Linked DNA regions of Homo sapiens: regions 1 and 3 are each linked to region 2. Evidence: chromatin loops called from intact Hi-C (ENCODE). Cell type or tissue: PC-3. All regions are shown on one strand.

Region 1 (5,000 bases), 420 kb after region 2:
TGATATGACTCTTCAATATCTCAACTATTTTAAAAAATCCTTAGAGAATCCTACTATCAAGATCTAGAAAATAAAGTTTCTTCCTTTTTTCTTTGGAAAAGCTACATATAAATATGGGTGTGTGTGTGTGTGTGCCCCTTTATGCATATATGTATGTATTTTGTTGGTGTTTTTTGTTATTTGGGTCTTTTTTCTTAGGATGACAACCTTAATTAAAAGGGTCAGATTACTGAACAGCCACTTCTGACCCTCCTTTCTATGTCTGCAACACTGACTATTTAGCATAGGCCATTAAAGAACCAGAAATCATTCAGGGTAGGAAAAGGTCCTACTCCTTAATCACTTAGTCTTTAAAACAACACCAAATATGTTTGGATAATTTACAAAGATTCTACGAATTTTGCCAATGGCTGAAAAGCAATAAAAAAAAATTATGTTAATCAAATACATCAATTAAAACATTTAAAATATATGACCTCCAGAAATAAAGATTTTAGAGAACACCTCAGTTCTCTGGCTGTACTGATGTAACAGTCTTCTGGAACTATTAATAATACCTAACTCCCCCAAAATTTTGTAATACTGAAAAAAAACACAAACATAATAAACTTTTCATTTTATTTCACATATATATAATTTTCCAAGGTGAAATACACACACACATATACCTTTATAGAACTGAAATGCCAAATTCAAAACATCTACAAGATAAATTCAGACATCAGAAGGGGGTTTCCCACAATTACATTTGCAGTGCTATCAACAAAATCGGTTTATTTTAAGATTGCCTGCCCAATATATAAATTTCCCTTTGTGTTTGAAATACTTTTATCAGATAAGATAGCTTTTGTTTAAACTGCTATTTTCAGAATTTGCTTTGGGGGTTTTGAATGCACAGAGTGGAGTAACTTGAGATTTCCTATCCTGCTTTAAAATGTGTTTCTTCTGTCTGTTTGTATTTAGTAATTTCCTGTCAAATAACCTCACATAATTAACTTTCCTTGCTCCAACCTACTTCTTTTTTCCTATTCCTACTTCCTGAGGACAGTAATAAAATGCTGATTACATTCGGCTGTTATCTGCCTTTCCCTCCTTCTCCATCCCCCTTTCTCTCCCTTTGTGGAAGCCCCCACTCAGGTTTCAGCAGTTCATGGACAAAGAAAGACCTGGAACAGGAAGGGAAGCAAACCAGACTGCGGAAACTCTTGATCATCCATTCATCCATATTTACTGGGTAATGCTATTGCTGAGCCGGGCCCAGTAAGTAGTGGGAGATGTGCTCTGGTTTTTTTTTTTGTTGCTTTTTGTTTTTTTTTCTAAAATTCCACGAAATCCACAGACCAACTCCCCACTGCACTGTTCTGGTGCGTGTAGGAATGCCTCCCTTCTCCTTCCTGATCAAAGCTTGAGATGGCTGGGAAGAGAAGTCGTGCTAGGACAGGAAGAATGTCCACTAGCGTTTACAGAATTCCACTGACAGACAGAAATAGAAATTAAACCCTGCTATTTTTCATATAGCCTGCGTTACTTCTTGATAATTCATCTTTCTTTTCACACTAATTGTATACTTTGATCTAAATTAGGCAAGTAATTCACTAGCTGTATTACCTGGGCATTCCAAACACACACTTCCAAAGACATGGCATGGGGGAAAAAGCAAAAAATGTTGTGACTCTATTAAATATGAATTTATTTTGAGACAGGGTCTCACTCTGTTGCCCAGGCTGGAGTGCAATGGCATGGTCACAGCTCACTGCAGGCTTGACTTCCAGGGCTCAAGTGATCCTCCCACCTCAGCCTCCCGAGTAGCTGAGACTACAGGCACATGTCACCACGCCCAGCTGATTTCTTTTATCTTTTGTAGAAACAGTTTTATCATGTTGCTCAGGCCGGTCTCAAACTCCTGGGCTCAAGTAATCCTCCTGCCTCAGCCTCCTAAAGTGCTGGAATGACATGCATGCGCCACCACGCCTGGCCCAAATTTTAGTGTTAGAATCATACGTTCAGAACACAATGACTGATCATCTTCACATACATCAGGGTGCCCTAGCGCTATTGAAATGTTGGACCCAATAATTCTTTTTTGTGCAATGCTGTCCTATACATTGTAGGGTTTTGGTTGTGGTTTTACCCTAATACTATGAATATAGGACTCAATAATTCTTTGTTGTGGGGGGCTGCCCTGTTCAATGTCCTGTAGAATGTTTAGCTGTATCTATAGCCTCTACCCACTAGATGCTAGTTTTACCTTCACCTACCCCATTCATGACAACCAAAAATGTCTCTAGGCATTGACAAATGTCCCCTGGGTAAAAAAAAAAAATCACCCTCACTGAAAAGTGCTGATATACATTACACTCAGGGAAAAGAACCTGCTTCCTTACACACAAACCAAGTTGTAAAAAATCTAGCTACATCATCGTATGAAGAATTCAACCTTATAATTCCAGAAACGGCCTCTGTTCTGACCACTAAATATTTGAAGAAGTAAATGATGGTGACTTCATTTCATGAATATGCCTTGAGTTCACAAGTGGCAGACCCTGTTGTTCCAAACCTATTGCAAAGGGTAAAAGGGAAATCCCAAGGGACAAAAATTATAAACCTCATCATGGACCAGAAACAGACCACAAAGGCCAACTGGCAGGAGGAGCTAAGCCACAGGCTGCTGGAATCCAGAGCTATGAGCCAATGGTGCCTGGAGTTTGATACCTGATGGGCCCGTGGGTATAATTTACACCAAGCAGCTTCACTCCAGGGTGCATGCCTTAGAGAAACTCGTGAAGCACATCAGTTGGCATACACAAACAACAGTGTTCATAATGACACTGCTACTGATAGGAAAAATCTAAATGACCAAAAGTCTACTTATGGGAGAATGAGTAAATATATTGTAGTATATGCAAATGATGTAATATTATCCACAGCTGTAGTAGAAAAACTGCTGCTACCGGTAACACTAAGTCTTAGAAACATGATTCTGAATAAAGGGCAAGTCACAAGGTGACAGTATTTTTTATGAAGTTAAACATAAGCAAATCTTAAACCTATTACAGTTATTTTAAAAACCTACTGAAGCCGGGCGTGGTGGCTCACACCTGTAATCCCAGCACTTTGGGAGGCTGAGGCGGGTGGATCACAAGGTTAGGAGGTTGAGACCAGCCTGACCAACATGGTGAAACCCCGTCTCTACTAAAAAAAAAAATACGAAAATTAGCCAGGCACGGTGGCACGTGCCTGTAATCCCAGCTACTCAGGAGGCTGAGGCAGGAGAATTGCTTGAATCTGGGAGGCGGAGGTTGCAGTGAGCCGAGATTGTGCCACGGCACTCCAGCCTGGGTGACAGAGCAAGACTCTGTCTCAAAAAAAAAAAAAACCTATTGAAACCTATTTTTGAAAACCTAGTATGTATGTTTTTGAAGGCAAAAGAATGAGAAACACTATATTCAGACTAGTGGTTACCTCTGGGAAGGAAGTAGGAGGTTTTTATACATGTAGAGTGAACTCTATTGGAAATGTCTATGGTGAATTCACTTACTATTATGGTTCATAACATACCTACAGTTTGTAGGTGTATGTTCATGTGTGTGTATTTGTGCACCTTCATATGTATCAAATATTATATAACAATTTTATAATTTTTCTTCCAGGAAAAAGAAAAAAAGACCTAAGAAAAATGATGGTAAACTGAAAACAAAAGTAAATATTAAAGGATGTATTTCAATAAACTAAAAGGTGAAGCCAAAGAACAGTTATGGGATATAAGAAACCAGAAGCAAATAAATCAGTAAAATACCAGATGTCATTTGATTGATTTAAAAATTAATAACCAACTTTTTATGTTAAAAAGGGGAAAGTTGGCTGGGTACAGTGGCTTATGCCTGTAATCCCAGCACTTAGAGGCTGAGGTGGGCAGACTGCTTGAGCCCAGCATTTCGAGACCAGCCTGGCCAACATGGCGAAACTCTGTCTTTACATAAAATACAAAAATTAGCTGGGTGTGGAGGCATGCACCTGTAGTCCCAGCTACTTGAGGGGCTGAGGTGGGAGGATCACCTGAGCCCAGGAGGTCAAGGCTGAGTGAGCCATGATTGTGCCAGTGCATTCTAGCCTAGGTGACAGAGCAAGACCCTGTCTCAAAAAAAAAGGAGGTGGGTGGGCCATTAAAATTCCAGGCAACAAAAACAAGATGAGGAGGCTGTTTAATGGAGAGTTAAGGCATGCTAAAGTCCTTTTTATAATCAGGAAGACGCCGGGCACAGTGGCTCACACCTATAATCCCAGCACTTTGGGAGGCTGAGGCAGGTGGATCACAAGGTCAGGAGTTCAAGACCAGCCTGGCCAAGATGGTAAAACCCCATCTCTACTAAAAATACAAAAATTAGATGGGCATGGTGGCAGGCACCTGTAATCCCAGCTACTCAGGAGGCTGAGGCATGAGAATTGCTTGAACCCGGGAAGTGGAGGCTGCAGTGAGTGGAGATCGCACCATTGCATTCCAGCCTGGGTGACTAAGTGAGACTCTGTCTCCAAAAAAAAAAAAATTGGCCAGGTGCGTTGGCTCACACCTGTAATCCCAGCACTTTGGGAGGCCGAGGCGGGTGAATCACAAGGTCAGGAGGTCAAGACCAGCCTGGCCAACATGGTGAAAACCCATCTCTACTAAAAATACAAAAATTAGCTGGGCCTGGTGGCGGGCGCTACAGGCAGGAGAACTGCTTGAAGCTGGGAGGCAGAGGTTGCAGTGAGCCAAGATTGAGCCACTGCACTCCAGCCTGGGCGACAGAGTGAGACTGCGTCTCAACAACAACAACAAAAAATACTGCACTGGTAGAGCGGAAACAAAGCGGGGTGGGGAATAGAACTGGATTTGAATTCAAATTAACTCAAGGAATCTTTCAATCCCCACCACTGTTATTCACTGAGCAGAAACACAGCACTTGAGGACCCATGACTGAAGCATAGGCTACCTCAATCCGCAGACATCCTCATTAGCTATA
Region 2 (5,000 bases):
ATCTGTAATAACAGTTAACAGATGCACAAGGGGGAAATGTCCTCAATACAAATGCTGTAGGCTTCCAAACCTCATTGTAATTATTCCATTTGTGGTCAAGTGCTAGCAACCCATTTTACAGCTAAAGCCTAAGGCAAAATAATTTTGCCCACCATGACATTGAGGGAGAAGTTGAGGCGCAAAGGGACAACTCATTCTCCAACTCTTTACGTGTCAGCACTACATATGAAGTTTCTCTTGTGTCTGTTTTAAACTAGATACAAGAAACAATTTCACAAGAAATTGTGAAACTGTGTCTTTCACAAGAAGCAATTTCAATCTTTGCACCCAGAGAATAGCTTCTCTATGTAATTCTAATCTGATGAAATCACTGATTTTCCTGTGTTAAGAGGTTAGTGAGTTCTATTTCACAACAGATAGGCTCACTCCACATTTGGTAAACTCTGCCCCAACTGCGAAATTTTAAACAAATTTAATTCTTGGTAAATGTATTATTAACTACTATTAATACATAAGAAAATAATAACGTAATGAAAAAATGTTTAATAGTAACATAATGAACATAAAAATAATATTAGGAAATGCAGAAAAAAGCTTGGTATATCTCAAAATACATAACTGTTCAAGAGCGCATTGGCCCAAATCACCAGTTTTTTCATTCATTAATTTCTGTTATGGTTTGAATGTGTTTTCCACAGTTAATGTGTTGGAAAGTTAATCCCCAGTGCAACAGTGTTGAGAGGTAGGACCTTTAAGAGGTGATTATGTCATGAGGACTCTGGATGAATGGATTCTTATCAGAAGCTTGCTATAAAAGCTGAATTTGGCCTACTCTTGCTCTCTCTCACCATGTCATGCTTTCTGCCATTTTATGACACAGCAAGAAGGCCCTTACCAGATGCAACCCCTCATTCTTGGACTTACCAACCTCTAGAGCCAATCAATCGCTTTACTTTATAAATTACCTAGTCTTAGGTGTTCTGTTACAGCAACAGAAAATGGACTGAGACAATTTCCTTGGGAAAGTAAACAGAATGGGCTTTGAAGGAGTCTCTCACTGAATTTAGAAAACAAAATGACGAAGACACAACTTTCAACACTTCATTATATTACTAGGTTTAATGGTTGCAATTACATATGGCTTTATAGACTCAAAAGTGCTTTGCAACCTTTAATTAGTCCATCTTCCCAAGTCCACCTCCATTTTTGGATGACAGCACTGAGATATATTGGTTATGATTTGCCCTCCAGTAGCCAAGTAAGTCAGAAGCCCAGTTCAGAGTAAAACCAAGTCTCCAAAACAGAACCAATGCATGGGCACTGGGATTCTGGCTCACCTCTCATTCTACAGCATAGCTGGAATTTTGTTTAAAATGTGAAAGCATGCAAACAATGTTTTATCACCAGATATAGGGAGGTTTTGTTGTTATTAATCAACTTTTTATTGTATTTTCCCTTCGGATATAACTGCAAGTCAAATATAAGTAAATACTTTTTCCTCTTGCTCTATCTTCTAACTTCCAGTTCTCTTACCCACTTGCCCTCATTTGGAACACAATTTTCACTTTTAGAAAGATGTTTCCTTAGAGTTTGGAAAATTAATTTGATTAAGAGTGAGAGTCTGTAATCCCAGCACTTTGGGAGGCCAAGGCGGGTGGATCACGATGTCAGGAGTTCAAAAACAGCCTGGCCAAAATGGTGACACCCTGTCTCTACTATAAATACAAAAAATTATTACCTGGTGGCGGGTACCTGTAATCCTAGCTACTCGGGAGGCTGAGGCAGAGAATTGCTTGAACCCGGGAGGTGGAGGTTGCAGTGAGCCGAGATCATGCCACTGCACTCCAGCCTGGGTGACAGAGTGAGACTCCGTCTCAAAAAGAAAAAAAAGAGTGAGAGTCAGTGCGAACGTGTGTGTGTGTGTGTGTGTGTGTGCGCGTGTGTGTGTGTGTTAGGGCCAGTGCAGTTAAAAATACTATCACATTCAAGAATTCCAATGTAAGCAGTCTTATAAACCTTAAAAATGTCATTTAAATCACATATTTAATAGGAAGCTTTAAGAAAGAGACAGAGACTCATTGTGAGCTTTTTTCATGTGCCTGTCTCTGGCTCACCTTCCAGCTGCTTTGCAGGGGGATCAAGGTGGGTGAGCAACTCGCTCCAAGCCCTGAGGTGCTGTATCCCAGCTGCCAATATCTTCATAGGGTCACTGAGCAGGCATATAACTCATTCCATTTGTAACCATGAGAAATAGAGTCCCCCAGGGAAAATATGCACTTCCCGTATGTTCTGCCCTGTGCACTGGTCTAGGTGAATCACTATCCAGGAGGGAAAGGGGAAGGGATGTGTCTTGACACATTATTTCCTCACAGATATCAGAGCATCATTTCAAGGATAGTATACTGCCTTAAACAGACCACCTATCTGATCCAGCCATGGAGATGGGATGCTTTTAGGAGCTTTCCAGTAAATGCCTCTAAATTCTATTGCTAAGGCTTCCACAAAACTATCAAAAAAAGAAATGCTTTGATGTGTGTCCCCTCTAAGCACTGTGCCACAATTCATAACCTCCACACCCAGCCCCTTCCATCCTTTTCTCAGTCCCTTTTCTGTCCTCCCCTCCGCCCACCGTGGAGCTCGGCCATGCTGTATGCCTTCCTGCTCACATGAACTGCAGTTGCTGGAAAAATGAAGCCAAAAGAAACAGCCAATAAAAACAGAAACAGCTGTAACAATTTTGCACAGCATGGTCTTGATTTCCTTGAGTTTTTTACTTTTGCCTCTTTTTTTTTCCTCCTCTTTTTCTTCTCCCTTCAGCTCCCTTTTCCATACAACACCTTCTGTGTTGGGGCTTGGAATGGAGCAAGAAATACTTCCCTCTTCTGCAAACGCTTTGTGATTCAGAAACAATGTTGGAGTCCATTTTGAATCACTAGTTCCAAAACAAGCAGAACCCCAGAGAGGCATGGAGTGCAGGGAGGAGGAGGAACAGAAACAAGGGAAATGAGTTGAGAATCTTGCCACCAAAGACAGGTGCAAAGATTTACAAAAATAAGAATAACAGACCCAGCTCTCAAATTTGCTCCTTCTCAGGCTGCTATTGCCAGTGGCTGTGCCTGTTGTGAGTTGAGCTCACAGAAGCGGTTCTTTTTATTTCATGGAATGTTTGCACTCACCTCCCTAAATGGACCCTGTTCTGAAGCCTCTATTGAACTGTTGTTTACAGTAGCCTCACTTTACATCTATCTCCTCTTCCCCAAAAACCAAGGCATGACAAGGTAGCTTGTAAATGCAAAAGGCTACTGGAGGAGCAATGTTAGTAGTTTCAGAGAAGAAAAGGAGAAAGAATGACTCAAAGCACTGAACAAATATAAAAGGAAACACTAACAGCAGATTGCAATCAGTACTGTCTTTCCTGTCTGAACAGGCTCATGAACCTGGGGATGTTTACCTTCTTCAGAATCCATAAAGAATCCAGGATCCACTCACCAGGCCCCATCTTTAGCAGGTGCTGAATCCAGTTCTATCTAAAATGCTTGCAGTCAGGGGAAATGATCTCCAATGGTGATTAAAGCCTCCTTTGAATTTTTATTTTTTAACGTATTGGGTGTTGTGCATTGTTTTGTTTCTCTCCAGCTGTTTCCTCTCTTTACCCATTTTCTGGGACATGGTTCCCCAGTCTGAGGCTGAGCTGGATCTGGGCTACGCATCATGAAGACCTGGTAGAAATAAAAGCTCTTTCATGGTGGCAAAACCCTGTTTTTCAGATGGTGTGAAACAGATCTGTATTTTATTATTAATAACAGCACATGCGTGACACCACGTCTTCAAAGGGCTGTGAAAACATTAATTCTTTTGTGATGAAAAAAAAGCAGCAGCAGCAGCGTCTTTTTAAAGTGAATCTCCCAGTCTTCTGGAGAGAGGCTAGAAAACATAGTCTTAGCTAGAGATGAATGAATCAAACCCCGGAGGTCTGAGATCTGGGTCTGATTGAGGAGCGCTTTGAAAAAAAAAAAAAAAAAAATCAGGAGTTTTATCTGAGCTAGAGCATGTTCCAAATTCTACACCCTTTCAAACTCACATGGAAGTCTTTCGAAGACAAGCTGTGGTCTTTGTTCCAGGAATAAAACAAACAATAAAAGACAGGAAAGTAGAGCAGAATAAACGTGGCTTTTCTACATTGTTGAAATTTGATCTGAGGTCTCTAGAAGAGAGAATCATTCTCCCTAGTTGGCAAACCTGCCCTTCAACTTCTTTTAATAAGTGATTTCTTTGTCAAAGTCACAATCTTCTATTAAAAGGAGACAATTAATATCCTATTTTGCAGAACCTGGAAATGGAATCCAAAGGCCCAATTTGCCACTGGACTTCCCAAATTAGCCCTTCAGCTTTTCTTTGTTTTCCTTACATTTGAAAGGTTGTTGCTTTGTTTTGGAATTTTTTTTGTCCAATTAAAAAACATATAGGATTTTGTGCTTATACAAAAATATATGTAATGTGTATGTAAGTTATACAGTATAATTTGCAAAGTGAAACCTCTAACTTCTGCCTTGCTTAAGAATTAAAATATTAAAATATTACCAACAACCTGCCAGTAACTGTGTGTTCTTCTCTAGTTCACCCCCTGCCTCCCTGATAAGGGTTGTCATGATCATATATTCCCACAGTGGATTGATAGCATTAATAGCCCTAATTATTGGCCTCCCAAATGTCCTTTGCTCTATACCATTATGGGGACCCCTCCCCCTGATTCCAGGCTTGATAGGGTGACTTGATTTTGCCAGTGGGCTGTAAGCAAATCAGATGCAAGTAGAGCTTTGGAAAGCACACGCATGTTCTTGTGTGCCCCCTGGCAGAATCAGCCTTATTTGTTCTTTCCCTCTGGGCCCTGACCTGAGAACTTGGCCAGGTTAGACAGCTGGATGGTGACAGATACGTGGAGCAGAGTTGTGTCACCCTAAATCATGGCCATCCTTAATCAGCCAACAGCCAAGCCATAA
Region 3 (5,000 bases), 110 kb before region 2:
CCAATGTTGCCCAATCTTAGAATCACAACTACAAGCCAAATAGATTGTTCACCAATGAGAACACATGGACACAGGGAGGGGAACATAACACTCCGGGGCCTGTAGGGGGGTTGGGGGTAGGGGAGGGACAGCATTAGGAGAAATACCTAATGTAGATGACAGGTTGATGGGTGCAGCAAACCACCATGGCATGTGTATACCTACGAAACAAAACTGCACGTTCTGCACATGTACCCGAAAACTTAAAATATAATGAAAAAATAGATTGTTCAAGTAAATGTGCTGTAATTTTGTCTTTTGACTGAAGGAAAAACCTGACATATATCCTGACGATGTTGACAAAAGCCATAGGTCATGAGGGGCAAAATGACATAATTGTTGCTTATTTAAATTAGCTCATTTTTTAACTTTAACTTTTATTTTAAGTTCAGGGGCACATGTTCAGGTTTGTTATATAGATAAGCTTGTGCCATGGGGGTTTGTTGTACAGATTATTTTGTCACCCAGGTATTAAGCCTAGTAACCATTTGTTGTTTTTCCTGATCTTCTCCCTCCTCCCATCTTCCACCCTCTAGTAAGCCCCAGTGTGTGTTTTTCCCCTCTATGTGTCCATATGTTCTCATCATTTAGCTCCCACTTATAAGTGAGAACGTGCAGTGTTTTGTTTTTGGCTCCTGCATTAGTTTGCTAAGAATAATGGCTACCAGCTCCATCCATGTTCCTGGAAAGGATATGATCTCATTTTTTTTACGGCTGCATAGTATTCTATGGTGTATATGTACCACAAACTTAAGACATAGAGTAAAAGGAAGACAAGCCAACTTGAGGACTCAGGTCTTTGGGAACTAATTGTCGGTTTGCGTGGCACTGTCTCCGTTTACTTCAGTAGAGGATTTCTATGAAATATCATGAGCTTGGTTACCTCTTTTAGCATTTGGAAAATAATAAAGATGTATTATCACATTCTTTCATCCCCCTTTTAGTGGCCCAGAGCAAGATATCATGGAATTAAGGAATTCTATAAACTCATCTTCACAGTCTCTTTAGTGCAAAATAACATTGCCAGGACAAATGAGGATGCAAACAAGGAAGATTTAAAAGTGACAACACCTTTTGGTCAGAGAAGCCAGCATCTTAACAACCCAAGGCAGACAACAAGTGTTTAATGAAAGTTACAGAAATAGATGCAGGAAACAGACAGAGAGGGTGAGGAAGCAGCGCGGCGGAAAGTGGGATTTAGGACACAATGGGGAAGCCCTGGTGGAAGTTTCCAGCACATACACACCTGCTTAGGAGTCTGGGAGGCACTGGCGTGTGTCAGAGACAGGGGGAAGAAGCACATAAATAAGTGAAAATGAGAGCAGATTGGAAAAAGGCAGAGAGAGACTTTAACTCTACTACCCACTCAATTTGCCACAATTTCAGGAGTTCATGGTAATATCTAATACATAGAAATGTCAAAACGAAAGTAGAGATAGAAATAGAAATATGAAAAAAAGAAATAATATAAATTTTAAAAAATGAAACTGAAGATCCTATTTATTTTATTTTACTTTCTGGTGGCCAGAATTAAAACCAGGTGCAAAAATAACCAGTAGATTCTAGATCATGTTGGCATATTTTACACTCAGTGTATCATGTCGCCCCTATAATGTGAAAAACAGTTCAGGCAACAGGACACTGGAAAGGGGATCTAGAAGGTCATGAATCTCTATTTCTAAAGAACACTGCCCCAGGCAGCTTTACACCTCGCTCTGTGTTTTCTCCTCTTACAGTGAACTTAGCTGACCCTTGTCCTATCATGGAATATATATCTTTACTCGAATTATTTTAGAAAGTTTACAATAAGTTGAAATAATAACAATGATAGCCATGGAGGCTGCCAGGGCACCTAGTCAAAAACTACAATCATCTGGAGCTAGGAGGAGCCAAAGGGTGTGTTTGTTTTGGCTCAGGATCCAGCTGCAGGCTGCCTGAGTTTGCCAGCTACATTTCTGTCAACAGAGAGAAACTATTATAACAAAATCCATGTTGATCAGGAAGTGTGACCACAGTGAGGGACGCTGAGGAAGTGCTGTTTTTATAATGCATTCTGAAAATGTGTCCTGAGCCTGTTAGTGGCAATAGGAAAATTCCCCCTCTATCAATGCATTCACCTGCAAACCCCACAGGGGCAGAGACCGGGAAGATCTGCCTGTACAATAGGTTCTGCTGCGGGCTAAACTGATTATCCTCAGAGCTCTTTTAGAGTCTGGGTGTGGTTATCACTCCTTTTTTCCTACCTTCTTAGTTCTCTCTCTTATGTTTTAAGTCCTTTATTGCTGACTTACATTTCCCCTTTTCAATTCTCTCATTGGACTGTCCCTTGGTTTGAGGCTAGATGTGCAAAAATCCTTGTGTGTGAATATACTGATAAAGCTAAAGGAAGCGGGTCTCTCCCTGAGCCCTGTCAACCTTCCTCCTGCTTCTGGGACATTCCTTGACATCAGATTTTCCAGGCCCCTGGCCACCACAAATGCATGACCGCCTCACCTCCCACTTCCACTGCCACCCATGCCACTCTGGCCTGGGGAAGTCCCAGGGCAGGACCAAAAAGACGAGGTTGCCCTTGCTCTGGAGTTCATCCTGACATCAAAAGTCACGTCCACACAGGGTCAGCCTTGCTTTGACAACGTATACCCAGCACCATTTCAAATACTTTTCATGGGTTCTACTATCATCCTTCAACAACCCTGTGCTGTTGGTTATGTGATCTCTTTTACAGATGCAGAAACTGAAGCTCACAGTCTCTATACGACTTGCTCACATTTACATGGCCAATATTTGGCAGAGGTGGGATTTTGGTCTTTGAATCACATTCTGGCAGTGTAGGCATGTCTGTTCTTTAAAGCAGAGCTTCTCATACTTCATGATGCTCAGGAATCACCTAAGGACCTTGTTAAAATGCAGACTCTAATTCAATAGGCCTAAGTGAGGCCCCAGAATTTACATTTGTAACATGCTTCTAAGCAGTGGCCGTGTAGGCCTAGAGCCACACTTTGGATACCAAAGCTTTCAAGAAGCTTTACAAATTAAGCCCTAAGATGAGTAACCTGTGGGTGAGAAATGCTTATTAATTATTTGGGAAACTTTAGTATAAGTATATAGATGCAAAGACTACCGTGGGTTCTTTGGGAAAGTTTGTCACTCGCAGAAGTTTCACTGCGTGAGGCCACAGAAGGATGATATTTCTTTCTGGTTGTCTTGATACCAAAACTTGGTTCTGAGACAAAGACTGGAGCAGGGACCTAATAGTAGTTGTCTTACCAAAAAAAAACCCATCCTCATTAGCAGCCAATCCCTATTGCCTCCCTCCCCACAGCCTCTGCCAACCATTTATCTACTTTCTGTCTCTAGATTTGTCTATTCTGAACATTTCATACTAATGGAATCATACAATATGTATCCTTTTGTGCCTGGCTTCTTTTACTTTGCATAATGTATTCAAGGTTCATTCATGTTGTAGCATGTATCAGTACTTCATTCCTTTTCATCGCTGAGTAATATTTCATTGTATGAACATATTACATTTTGTTTATCTACTCAACAATCCTGCCACTCAAGAAGGATCGAAAAGAAAAGTTAAGAAATGTTGAAATAATGTGGATTGTTGTAATATTAAGTCAATAGACAGTTACCTACAAGAGGAAACAGAAACACTGGATTTGTTTGTTTGCAAAGAAGCAAGTGAACCTTAGCCATAAAGCATCCATTTAAAAGCGAGATATCTGGAGTCAGATTCCCTAGATTCAATTCACCAGTAATCAACTTGTTAAGTTGAAGAAACACTTAACTTTTCTTTGCTTCCGTTTTCTCATCTACAAATGGGGATGAAAACAGTACCATGTTTGCCTTGAGAATTATCATTAGAATTAATAAGGTAACATATTTAAAACACCTAAAACATACTAGTATTTTAACAACTTTAACAGGTCCCAAATGTGTCAAAGCACCAAAGGTCCAAATGGAAAAAAGAATCAATTGCACTCACTTTATTTTAACTGGATACTTTAACATCTGTCATTTTTATTATTATGAGATTTACTCACTTTGCTGTGAATGAATGCCTCATCCTGGTCAAAGAAAATTAGAATCAAAATGGCCGTTTCATACAAAGAGAGTCTGATTTAATGTTGAGTGGTGCTTTTGCTACTTCTAATTCACACACAAATAAACTAGAATTTCTCTCTTAGTTCAAGCAATAGGGGAACAAAGCAAAATCCTTCCTATACAAACAGAACCAGCTCATACTATAGTAAAAGCTAACAGCATCAAAAGCTACCAAGACTATACTGTACAGAAACCTTGCCTAAAATATTTTAGGTAGCATAATATTTTCATCTTATCTCTTTTCTTGTTCTCTCATCCTGACTCATCCCTCACTTCCTATATTTAGCAGAAGGTTAGGCCCTTTTAAGAGAAATACTATAAAGAACTCTCTGTGCATGTGGTAAGAATAAATGTCCAGAATCAAGAAAAGCCTAGGAAATGTGAACATTTATTTTCTTCATGGAAATACAAAATACCAAGTAGATGCAAAAACATCCATTTACTCAATTTTCTTCTTTTTTTTTTTTACTGGGGGAAAAAAAAAAACACTAAGAAAAATGTATGTGGTTTCTACAGAAAAATGTTTGCTATAAGGAAAATCTCTAAACTGAAAAAAGGCAAGATAAAAGCAATTTATTGTCATGCTGTCCAACATTACTATATGAGATTACTTCAGTGATGAAAGATGTTGTCATAATTCATGCAGCCAAGTAAGCCGAATCAAGTAAGCTGAATTCAAGTATGTTAGTTTTCCATTCCTTCTCTTTAAACAGAGTCTTGTCAGTCTTGAAGCCTCGAGGGATGTACAAAATGTAATTACCAAGGTTTATGATAAGGAGTGAACCAAACTAATAGAGACAAATGTTTAAATGCCAGCTTCAAAGTTTTTCCCTAAAACATTTCTTCTGCAC

The links. Peaks named below come from ENCODE experiments on the same cell type or tissue, not always from the same donor. Only the 100,000 strongest peaks of a DNase experiment are listed, where the experiment ranks them.
Region 1: a loop joins it to region 2, with 2.8 times the contacts of the local background. A loop is called at or near these places in 2 of 110 quality-filtered maps.
Region 3: a loop joins it to region 2, with 8 times the contacts of the local background. A loop is called at or near these places in 2 of 110 quality-filtered maps.

Annotation. Positions count from the first base shown.
Region 1 is chr6:21,944,176-21,949,175 of GRCh38, reverse strand. The region is part of intron 5 of CASC15 (cancer susceptibility 15); the gene reads right to left. Among named protein-coding and RNA genes, the nearest start is that of NBAT1, 200 kb to the left of the region's middle. In PC-3, no CTCF peak of the experiment used is centred here; a DNase peak (open chromatin) is centred at 2,555; H3K27ac peaks cover 1,151 bases.
Region 2 is chr6:22,361,759-22,366,758 of GRCh38, reverse strand. It overlaps a transcript of LOC105374971 not described here. Among named protein-coding and RNA genes, the nearest start is that of PRL, 67 kb to the right of the region's middle. In PC-3, no CTCF peak of the experiment used is centred here; DNase peaks (open chromatin) are centred at 2,238, 3,278 and 4,198; H3K4me3 peaks cover 1,124 bases; H3K27ac peaks cover 3,914 bases.
Region 3 is chr6:22,468,206-22,473,205 of GRCh38, reverse strand. All of the region lies in intron 4 of LOC105374971 (a long non-coding RNA gene), which reads right to left. Among named protein-coding and RNA genes, the nearest start is that of HDGFL1, 99 kb to the left of the region's middle. In PC-3, a CTCF peak has its summit at 1,912; a DNase peak (open chromatin) is centred at 1,985; H3K4me3 peaks cover 263 bases; H3K27ac peaks cover 459 bases.